Linked DNA regions of Mus musculus: regions 2, 3 and 4 are each linked to region 1. A link is a contact called in ENCODE Hi-C or POLR2A ChIA-PET data. All regions are on one chromosome and are shown on one strand. The core of a region is the stretch at or near the end of the contact, and the rest is flanking DNA. Distances in the headings are between cores, read along the strand shown. Region 1 holds the start of Rrbp1 (ribosome binding protein 1). Region 2 has its middle 7.6 kb from the start of Banf2os. Region 3 overlaps Banf2os (a long non-coding RNA gene). Region 4 overlaps Banf2os (a long non-coding RNA gene).

What was found. A loop is a pair of places that touch in the nucleus more often than their neighbours do. ChIA-PET counts read pairs that join two places held with the same protein, here RNA polymerase II (POLR2A).
Region 2: a map of heart shows a loop between it and region 1 (4-fold over the local background). The contact joins the enhancer-like site here to the promoter of Rrbp1 in region 1. A Hi-C loop is called at or near these places in 23 of 37 maps with a recorded cell type or tissue (CH12.LX, CH12F3, Patski and 7 more). POLR2A ChIA-PET finds 5 or more read pairs at or near these places in 3 of 5 experiments (Patski and embryonic stem cell).
Region 3: a loop to region 1 is called in a map of heart, with 5 times the contacts of the local background. The contact joins the enhancer-like site here to the promoter of Rrbp1 in region 1. A Hi-C loop is called at or near these places in 9 of 37 maps with a recorded cell type or tissue (adrenal gland, heart and left cerebral cortex). POLR2A ChIA-PET finds 5 or more read pairs at or near these places in 3 of 5 experiments (Patski and embryonic stem cell).
Region 4: POLR2A ChIA-PET joins it to region 1 with 22 read pairs in Patski. The contact joins the enhancer-like site here to the promoter of Rrbp1 in region 1. POLR2A ChIA-PET finds 5 or more read pairs at or near these places in 3 of 5 experiments (Patski and embryonic stem cell).

The regions. Positions count from the first base shown.
Region 1 is chr2:144,009,962-144,012,552 of GRCm38, reverse strand. Rrbp1 (ribosome binding protein 1) reads left to right here and starts at 1,290. Exons shown (of 24, transcript NM_024281.2): 1 at 1,290-1,554.
Region 2 is chr2:144,214,139-144,216,729 of GRCm38, reverse strand. No RefSeq gene overlaps it. Among named protein-coding and RNA genes, the nearest start is that of Banf2os, 7.6 kb to the right of the region's middle. Within about 2 kb of position 1,314, at least 1 of the 3 ENCODE cell types and tissues checked has a DNase peak (open chromatin) inside an H3K27ac peak, as active enhancers do; it is heart, where a contact is called at or near this core.
Region 3 is chr2:144,162,902-144,165,492 of GRCm38, reverse strand. All of the region lies in intron 2 of Banf2os (a long non-coding RNA gene), which reads left to right. Among named protein-coding and RNA genes, the nearest start is that of Gm5535, 25 kb to the left of the region's middle. Within about 2 kb of position 1,317, at least 1 of the 3 ENCODE cell types and tissues checked has a DNase peak (open chromatin) inside an H3K27ac peak, as active enhancers do; it is heart, where a contact is called at or near this core.
Region 4 is chr2:144,142,848-144,145,438 of GRCm38, reverse strand. The region is part of intron 2 of Banf2os (a long non-coding RNA gene); the gene reads left to right. It also overlaps the pseudogene Gm11687. Among named protein-coding and RNA genes, the nearest start is that of Gm5535, 45 kb to the left of the region's middle. Within about 2 kb of position 1,283, at least 1 of the 3 ENCODE cell types and tissues checked has a DNase peak (open chromatin) inside an H3K27ac peak, as active enhancers do.

The sequences.
Region 1 (2,591 bases), core at 41-2,540:
ATAATTTTAAGAGCTGCAGTTAAAATGGTTATAACCTAAACTTAAGCTGGCATGGTGTTTCATGCCTTTAATGCCAGTACTCAGAAAACAGAGGCAGGAGGAACTCTGTGACTTTGAGTTCTAGGCCAGCCTGTTATACAAAGCAAGTTGTGGGACAGCCACATAGTGAGACCTTGACTCAAAAAAAAAAAAAAAAAAAAAGAAAAGAAAAGCACTTAAAGTTAAGTTATTTCAATTGAACTTGGTTTTGAAGAGAGGCTTTTGTGTTGATGAGATGGCACAGGGAAACTACTTTTAAGTACTTTCTATGCAATCTGACTGAGTTTTGATCCCTAGAAACAGCCATGGAAGGAGAGAATCAAGCAGAGAGTTGGTGCATGGTGGCATATGCACCCCTCTTCTAAGTAGGTGTTGGTTGTTGTTTTTTTGTTTTTATAAAGGGGTAGCTGGCTAATATTTGGAGTATCACTAGATCAATTTCCTGGGTTGCTATCATATTTTCTTGGGCCAAAACCTCATGGTCCCAACATCTGAAATCAAGTGTCACAGGATGGATGTAACTCTGCTGTGTGATTTGTACAAGGACAGTATATTATTCTGTTTAGGGAGTGGCTTTTCTTATCAAAATTTCCACCTCTATTTCTTTTGTTCTTTCCAGGTCTTCCACCTCAATTCTCCCACTTATTCAGTAAAATATGGAATGCAGAATGCAGTGCCTTTACGGATAGATAAGGCCCCATCCTCCCTGCTCTGACCCTTGCAGAACTCTTCTTTAGACCCAGAGGCTGGTGCTTTGTGTGACGTTATTTGGGTTTAAATAAGGCATTTTCCCAGTTGTTCACGGTTTGTGCAGTCCTCCTGAGGGTAACATTCACGGCCACCTCAGCCCGGCAGTGTGGAGGAAAAGAGCAGCCTGCGGCCAAGGGGATTCGAACCGCAGTCTATCGGCCTAGGCGGAGCCAAATCCGAATAAGCGGTGGCGTGGAGAGCGGAGGCCTGGAGTGGGCGGGACCGGCAGAGGACCTCCCTAGGTGGGCGGGGAGTTAGAGACCCGCCCCCGCGCAGAGCTGAGAGTTGCGCTGCGCGGCTCCGCCCCTCTTCGGCCCCGCCCCCCGCGGCTCCCCGCAGCTCCTCCTCTCTCTCATTGGCTGAGACGTAGACCCTCCTTTTTGGCCAATGGTCGCCACCGCGGCGCGGCCGTCCGCGGTCTGATTGGTCAGAGGCCGGCAGAGTGGCGGCTAGTGAACCAATAGGAAGAGGCAGCTCGATGAATGGCTGGTCCGGGTGGGGAAGGCAGGAGGCGGCGATCCCGGCGGAGGGGGCCGTTCGCCAGCTCCGAGGCAGAAAGTGCCACGACTCCACACACGCGCACGCAGCCAGCGAGCGGCCGGAGCGGACGGCGGACGGGGCGGACGGCGCCAGGGTCGCAGTGTGTGCAGCTGCTCAGGGGCGGCTTCTCGGTGGAGGCTCGGCCGGCTCCCCTCTTGCGGTTCCGCGGCGGCGGCGGCGGCTGCTCTTGCCCTCTCGCTCTCCCTCTCGCGTCTCCCGCTGCAGGTAAGAAACTTGGCCGGGCCCTGCAGCGGCGGCGGCGGTGGAGGCGCGCGGGCTGGGCCGTCGGGGCGCCGGGCCGGTCGCGCCGCGAGTGACACGTCTCCTCGGCGGCCCCTCCCCCGGCGGCGCCGGCCCGCACGCCCGCCCTGGCGGTAGCCGCGGCCCCTCGAGTGGGACGGAGCTGCGTGTGCCAGGCCGAGCCCGTGCAGGGGCGTCGGCCGAGCGCGCCCCTCGGGGTGGATTCCCCCGGCCGGCAGGCCAGGAGCTGCGGCGGCCCCGCGGCACGACGTGGCGACCCCTCCCTCTCGGCCGGGCCGTCGGGCCGGCCCGCGCGCTCCGAAGTTGGGCTAAGAAAGTTGGCGGCGGGGCGGGGCGGCGCACAGCTGGCGGAGGAAGGGGTTAAGTTTCGGGAAGCCACCGGATGACGTTGCCGGGCCGGAGTCCGGGCCGGAGGGGGTTGGGGGGGCGGAAGGCGGTGGGCCGGCCTGGGACGAGGGCTGAGACTGGATTGGCGACGCGGGGGCCCAGAGCCCCGGGCTGCGGGCTGTGGCCACAGGACACGTCGGCAGCCCCGACGGGGCGGGCGGGGGCCACAGGGCTCGCCGCGGGTGCCGTCCGGGACTGGCCGTAGCAACTTCCCGGAGTACGGGATGAGGCTCCCTGCTCCCCCTGGCGGCAGGGCCGCAGCACCGTTTCACGGCGGGTCCTCGCGGAACCGGCACGAGGGTGCGGGACCTGGCCAGGGTTGGGGCCACCCGGGGTCCTGCCTGGCGTCTCTTTCCCGCGCCCATGATTAGTGGACCCGTGGTGCTAGGCCTGGGCGGAAGTCGGCACCTCCGGCCCGGCGGGCCAAGCGCCCTGGCACTGGGCCCGCCGTCTGTCCCGGCCCGCCAGGCTCCCCGGCAGTGCCCGGGGAAGGGAGGCCGGTTGACCCGGGCTTACTGCAGGCTGTGCAGGATGCTTCAGAGACTCTTTCCCGTAGGTGTCACGCTTCGTCGACAGTTGCTAACCAAATGCTTTCTCTCAGAGGTTTCCCATTT
Region 2 (2,591 bases), core at 65-2,564, 200 kb before region 1:
GCCAGCTGAAGCAGGAAAATGGCAAGTTTGAGACCAGCCTGGGCTACATAATAAGTAAGACTCTACCTCAAACCAAATAAAACCGCTTATTTTGAAGACACTCCCATGGTCTTTTCAAGGTTCATCAAGCAAGCAGGTTAGTCAGGGGACAGTTAGGAGTCAAGTTTTGTGTTATCCCCATTACCAGAAGGTTCAGAATCAAAGAGACTCACAGAAAAACACGGGACCAGAACACAAGTTGTCTCCACTGCTCGCCCAGCATTCCTAGACAGTCACGCTTTCTGCCACATCTGCTCCATGTCTTATTTCTATTTGTGTGTATTTTTATTTGTAGATGTAAAGACTTTTTTCTAAATCAAGTGACAGTAAATTACAGCTATGACGTCCTTGACCTCCAGCCCATAGCTTTGATGTGTAATTCATAAAGAGAAGATGTCTTACAACAGTGCTGTTGCCTAGGTCAGGAAACTGACATGACTTGACACAATTATCTAATTGTGATTAGATGTCACCAGCGGTCTTTTATAATGTCCTTTATGGCAAAACAAGATCCCATTTCTCCACTGTATTCTGTTGTCCTCTCTCTATTCTTCCAGGTCTTGCATGTCATTGATTGACATTGGTGACATGTGCAGACAATGATCTTGCATCAAGTCCCTTAGTTAGGGTCTGACTGACATTTCTTCATGAGTAGCCTCAGACTGTACACCTTCTGACGATCCTCAGAAAATAATGTCCCTTTCTCTTATCAGCAGGGACAGGAATCGGTTTCTCAGTCTGAAAGAATAAATTCTGATAGTAATATTCCAGGTAAGAAGAAAAAAAAAAAATCTAGACGCATCCAAGGAGCCTGGTTTAGCTCCCAGGAACCACTGCTATTAGCTCTTTCTTTTCACAAACAGGGGGAAGGGTTGAAGGCGGAGGACTTGAAGCAGAGGGGGAGCTACAGAGAGAATAATGGCTAACACTGGGGCCCAGAATGAGCAGAGGCCGGGAAAAGCGCTGAAGGCGACGGAGCGGGCTTTTAAATCGCTTACTTAAAAAACTCTCATTTGTTTCTCTGACACTTAAAAAAAAAAAAAAAAAAAAGGTGCCCACTGTGGAAAAAAAAAAAAACCCAAGGAACAAAGAAGAAAATAGCAAAGCCCTAGTCGATGCAGCCCTGATAATCTTGCAGGCACATGCCTTGCCAGCCGCCAGAAAAGCTCTTTCCAAACTGCTCTGGAAGTAGGAAACTAGCAGAGAAAGCCCCAGCTTCCCTGGGGGACGGTGAGGTCACACTAGCAGAAGCCAGCCCCGAGGACAGCTTTTTTTGTCTTCCTCCTTCACTCTGACGGGGCTGTGTCTGTAGGCCGGGAGGGACAAGCAGCCGGGCACCTTGGAGAATTCAGATCTGCTGCTGTCATATTTGTGGGGCTCTCAGACTGCCTCCATATGTGTGGAGCTAAGAGAGGAGTTCCCTGATTTTTAAAGATAAAAAGGAAGGAGAGTGGGATGCAAACCCTGCCTGTACTTCTTGCTTAGACAGGGGCAACATGCAGGCTAGAGCCAGGTCAGGAAGAACCTTCCCTGAGGACAGAGCTGGGGTCAGGGCGCGCGGGGTGGGCGTGGGAACAGGAGGGGCCCAGGAACAGGTTCTGTCAAATCACTGTCCTCAAGGGTCTGTGCAGCCCTAGGGACAGACCTGGGGACATCCTTGAGCCTGTGGGTTGATATAGGCAGCTGTAGCAAGTATAAGAGGGGGACCAGGTACCCATAGTGAGTCTGTCTGACTTTTGGGGTCCAGATTACCCTATGGTGGGGGGCTCCAGGGCACGGTGGGGAGGGGCTGAGAAACAGCTCTCGGGAACTGGGTCTGAAGGGCTGGGAAATGGTGGTACCTTCCAGCATGCTCACGGTAGATTTAACTGTGCACATACTGTGTGGTGTCTTTAAAACAGCCCAGGCGAACCTTCAACCAGAGGATTATCTCTGGGGGGGACAAAGGAGGAAAGAGAGGGCAAGGTAAGCGAGACAGCATGCAGCCTGTGACTCAGCCACTAGGAGGTGACCTCTGACCCTGCCTCTGTGTGCTCATGGCTTTGTATATCTCTGTGGTATGTGTGTGTGTGTGTGTGTGTGTGTGTGTGTGTGTGTATGTGTGTGTGTATGTGTGAGTGTGTATGTATGTGTGTATGTGTGTGTGTATGTGTGTGTGTGTGTATGTGTGTGTGTGTGTGTGTATGTGTGTGTGTGTATATGTGTGAGTGTGTATGTATGTGTGTGTGTATGTGTGTGTGTGCTCATTGGGTCTTTTAGAGTATGGGACAACAGGACAGTGAGGAATGGCCCATGATGGATTTGTATGCTCCTTAATAAGACTATTATTATTTTGGCTTTTTGGGACATGGTTTCACTGTGTAGCTCTGGCTGTCCTGGAGCTCACTGTGTTGAGCAGGCTGGCCTCGAACTCACAGAGATCCTTCCTTCTGCCTCTGTGTGCACTACCATGCCTGGCCAAGGCTATCTTATTTTATTTTTTTAAATTGTGGTAAAACATAGAACTTTAGAGTTGAGGATGTAGCTTAGTGGTAGAGCCCTTGGCTAGGACA
Region 3 (2,591 bases), core at 68-2,567, 150 kb before region 1:
CAGACCTGGCATCTTCGCCAGGCGTCCGCAAAGCTCTGCTTCCTTATTTGGAGGGACGGGAAGTGGGGAGACAGAACGGAGGACAGGGCCTGGGAAGGAAAATACAGGGCAGAAGGAAGCGAAGAGATCACAGCATCTTAGGGGTGTGTACAGGTGTGTGTGTGTGTGTGTGTGTGTGTGTGTGTGTGTGTGTGTGTGTGTGTGAGTGTGTGTGTGTGAAGTCCCTTCTGCGCGCTCCTCCAGGACTGGAACGTGGCAGCTCTCCACCCTCCTGTAGTCATCCCTAAATCCTTAGCTCACCGCGGGGAGGGGCCCGGGCTGGAATCCCTCTAGCTGAGCAGGGCCGCTCCTGTGGCCAGATTGCGGTGATGGGGAGGCTCAAGGATACTGGCTCCACTTAACCTCCATGCCTGGACCTCCTCTAGCAGTCTGGTCTTTGTATTCCACTTTCAGCTTCTCTGGGGAGTTCCTCTCTGTTGTAAATTCCCAAAGGACAAATATACCCACAAAGGCAGGGGACATCTGTATAAACGACCAGCAAGATCCCCAGGGAAGCAAAGCTGACCAGTCTAAAAGGTGTTTAAACTAGCTGATAATTTTTAACGTACAATTAAGGGTGCCCAATTAAATTTGACTTTAAGATGGGCAATAAATTACGTTTTATCATAAATTTATTGTATGAAATATTTGATGAAAGAGTGTCTGAAATAATGCATGGCAGACAATAAAAATTATTCGTCGTTTAAAATACAAATCGAACCAGGCACTGGGCATTTTTATTTGCTAAATCTGTCAGTGCTAATTCCTTCGTTCCTTGCATTTAAACTCTTGGAATTTGGTATTCTTCCCTCTCCAGGTCTCCTCCCCTAACCAGCTTCCTTCCTTTTTGCTTTTTGGTGAAGACGTGGTTTCTCTGATACTGTCTTTTAATTTCCCTCCTTCTCTGGTTTTATTTACTTTAGCTAACTCACCCTGGGTCTCAATTTAAAAGTCTTTGATGCTACCGTTAGGGCTGGGGTTGAGGCAGCATAAGCTTTAGGGGGTGGGGGGGATTTCTTAAGGACACTGGAAGGAAATTAAACCTCCGAAAATATGCTTGATGCCTCTACGCACCGCCTCTCCTTTCTTTCTAAGGAAAATGTGGGTTGAGCTCAGTTTGTGTCACGGGAGCACAAACAGCTGAATTAAAGCCAAAAGAATTCATTCCTCAAGCCTCCACCAGCTGCAGCCCCGGCCGGCCGGCAGACAAATGTGTTTGTCTCTAGCTCCATGGGTGTTTTTCTCAGGGTTTCCATCCACAGCTGAACTTGTGCAGGGGGACCTTGAACCTGTAGGCTCAGAGGGACTTGAGGGATCTGAGAGATCAGGAAGAGCAGGGTTTCCCACACAGCGAGGCATGTGGCCGTCGTTTAGCAGTCCCCAGCACAGGTTGGCCCAGTCTCACAATGTAAGCTCACAGGAATTGTGACTAAAAACAAACAAAAAGCACCCCCCACACACACCCCCACAAAGCTTTCCCAAATGACTCTAGCCTGAGACCCTGGATACCAGATAGACCAGGGCTTCTGGCTTAGGGGTGGCAGCTGAGCATCCAACTCCCTTCTGGTTGCTAGGGGCAGCTCTAGTGTGCTACCCGTCTGTCTGTTTCTTCTTTGCAGCATCTTCTCTCCTCCACCCTACCCCAGCAGGACCAGCTCCATAAATCACTCTTCAATGGCCCCTCTCTCTCTCCTGTCTTCTTCTCTACTTCTTCTTGGGACACCTCCCTCATCACATACTGCCCTTGAGACCTGCTCCCTCAGCCTGTCGTGGAGACACCTTAGTGTGATGGGTCTGTTATTCTTACTCATAGGCTGCTGTCTGGTTTACCACATGAATTCTTGATGTAAAAGCTGCCAGGGACGGCAGAAGACCCCAGTGTTTGGATTTCTGAGGCTTGGACATTACAAGTGATTGTGGCACAGGGCCTTGTATTAGTGTTTCCAAGCCTAGCTTCTTCAGCTCTGCACTGGGGTTACCTGTCTCAAAAAAAAGAAAAAGAAAATGAAAGAAAGAAAGGAAGGAAGAAAGAAACAAAAAGGAAGAGATGATATTTAGATCCCCCCCCCGCCCCCCCGAGAGATTTGGCCCAACTCAGCTGACTTAGGCCATGGCTTTCCATCTCCCTATGCAGCCCACAGCTTGGCCCCTCTAATCAGTTGGAAGGAAGGCTCTTGAGGGAGATGAAACTGCATGGTGGGTATATTATGTCATGACATTGGTGACCAATAGTCTGGGGAAGCAGCAAGGGACATTCATGCTGATGACAAGACATTTTCCAGGAGAAGCGTTTGACTCCAGGGACACACCGTACTGTATGGTGCAGATCTGAGTCCAGGCTGGGGTGTAAAACTACTGAGATTTCCAGGGTCTTGTGACCCAGGACAACGCAAAACCAAAACAAAAGCAACAACAAGAACCAAACCAGAACACGGAGGTAATAAAAATAGACACCATTTATTAAGAAAGAGAAAAGGACTCCCAAGAATGAGCTACCAACTGGCATACACTCCAGAACACCAGGCCAGGATCTCAGGTCCCTTTACAAGTCA
Region 4 (2,591 bases), core at 34-2,533, 130 kb before region 1:
AGGTGGTCCTGGAGGACTCCCCATGGGCTATCTCCGAGCAGGGCTCTGGGGCTGGGAAGGACCACTGAGGGCATTCTCCATTTCCTGCTGTGAGAATGGAGAACTCTTTGGTGGGTGAGGAGTTGACAGGAGCCAGAGAGTGTCATATAACTACCTACTGAAGTCCCTTGTCTCTTTGGGCCTAAGCTCAGCTTCTCCACTTGTAAATAGGGCAGCAGACAAGGCCTTCATGGCAGTTACACTCACTGATGCCCCAGGATCTCCAGTCTTCTGCTCACCCACAGGGTCTATGATATTTGTGCAATGGCAGCCTGGGCAGAGGAAGACATTGAGAAAATGTCCTAGGTCACACCGATGCTACCCACCCCAAAGACATGTCCCAGAGAGTGGTAGCAGACTAGAGTCAGAACAGCCAAGTGTGTGAGGTGTGGGTGGAATGCAGGTTTAAGGCTGGGTTGTCTGCAGCTGGAACAGGCTCTACAGTGGCAGGGATAGGGTGGGGCTGGGAAGGGCCTGGGCTTGAGTGGCCTGGGGTAGAGTTCTGCAGAGCCTTAGAACAGGAAAGTTAAGACTGTTGTCCTGGGATTCATGATAGCCCTCAGGTCAGTGAAGGGACCTGGACTGCCATTTATTGAAGCGTTCATTGCTTGACTGTGATGGTTAAATATTTAGACAGATGGCATGTGGGTTACCTTTTGGACCCTTGTCATAGGCCTGACTGGAGTTCAGGGACGGTGCCATCAGGCCCGGCACATGGCACCTTCAAGCTTATTGTCTGAGAGAGTCAGATGGAAGCTGGGGAGGGGCTGAGGAGAAATGACCAGGTTGTGAGAAGCATTGCCAAGAGCTGCAGGCCATCCCTAACTTTATGGCCCAGTGTGCTCCAAACACAAGCTGCTGCAGAGTTAGATAAACACTGGGATGCTGGGCTTGGAAGTGGAGCCACACGAGGGACAGAGCATGGGACCTTCCAGAAAGGAAGAGAACCTTCAGGATTCCTTTCTGACCCATTAAGGAGAAGCTAACTATGAGGCTGTCATAAGAAGGGGAGGAGGGGAGGGGAGGAGGAGGAGAGGAAGAAGGGAGGAGGAGGAGAGGAAGAAGGGAGGAGGAGGAGAGGAAGAAGGGAGGAGGAGGAGAGGAAGAGAGGAAGGGAGGATGCTTTGTCTCCAGCTCATTCTGGTTTAACTGTGACCCAGGAGCTTCCGCTCACGTCACAGGCTTTCTAGTCCAGGCTCAGGGAGCTATTTGCCTTCTGGCTAGTGGACAAAGGGCCCTCATGACATAAGCTGAGGCTCTAACTGGTCAGTAGAGCAGGTGTTGATAAGTGCTTGGAATGGAATGTCACCCAAAGGAAAGAAAAATGCAGAAGATACTTGAAGCTTAAAGAAAAAAGTATCAGAGCCAGAAGCTCTAGAGGTCGGAGATTCTTTCCAAATCATTCCCACCTCTCAGAGCAGGAAGACTGTGAATTTGGCACCTGGAGTTTCTCTAGCCTCTTGAGGAGCAACGTGGCTGTGTGCCCCATCCCCTCAGATTTGCCTTTCCTTGGCAGAGAACACATTGTCTGAGATGGGTTTGAGGTCATCTTTTCCCTCTGGCAGGGAGATTCTGAAAGCATGAGCTAAGCGCTGTGGGGGAGAAGGAATGTGCATCGTGGACTTGCTGGGCATCCCATCCTGGAAAGAAGCCGGTACGGGCACAGCCTGCTCCATGGGCCTCTTGGAACAGAAGGAGGGACTCTTGGGAGGTGGCTAAGTCACTTTGGTTGTCTGGAGCCCTTCTGATTAAGAAGAGGTTTCGAGCAAGGCAGAACATTTCCAAGGGTTCAGCTGGAGGGACCCAAATTTGTGCTGCACATAATGGGGTAACAGCTATTTGAAAAGAGGACTCTTGTTCCCAAACACTTTCCAGCAGGCTTTATGGAAGTGGAGTGAATATCTTGGAGGAGCTTTGAGGTTACACCTCAGTCTGGGAACACAGACCGGAGGACAGCAGCTGCACTGGAGAGACGGGTGGTTTAAGAGGCCCTGACTCGCCTTCTTCTTCTTCGGGAAAACACCAAATGGCGGATGACGCCGGTGCAGCGGGAGGTTCCGGAGGACCCGGGGGCCCAGGATTAGGAAGCCGCGGCGGCTTCCGCGGAGGATTCGGCGGAATTCGGTCTTAGGGGCCGCGTTCGTGGCCGAGGCCGTGGCCGTGGTCGAGGCCGCGGGGCTCGTGGAGGTAAAGCTGAAGACAAGGAGTGGATCCCCGTCACCAAGCTGGGCCGCCTGGTTAAGGACATGAAGATCAAGTCCTTGGAGGAGATCTACCTGTTTTCCCTGCCTATTAAGGAGTCTGAGATCATTGACTTCTTCCTGGGTGCGTCCCTAAAGGATGAGGTTCTGAAAATCATGCCAGTGCAGAAGCAGACTCGGGCTGGCCAGCGGACCAGGTTCAAGGCTTTCGTCGCTATTGGGGACTACAATGGTCACATTGGTCTTGGTGTTAAGTGCTCCAAGGAGGTTGCCACTGCCATCCGAGGGGCCATCATCTTGGCCAAGCTTTCTATCGTCCCTGTGCAGAGAGGCTACTGGGGGAACAAGATT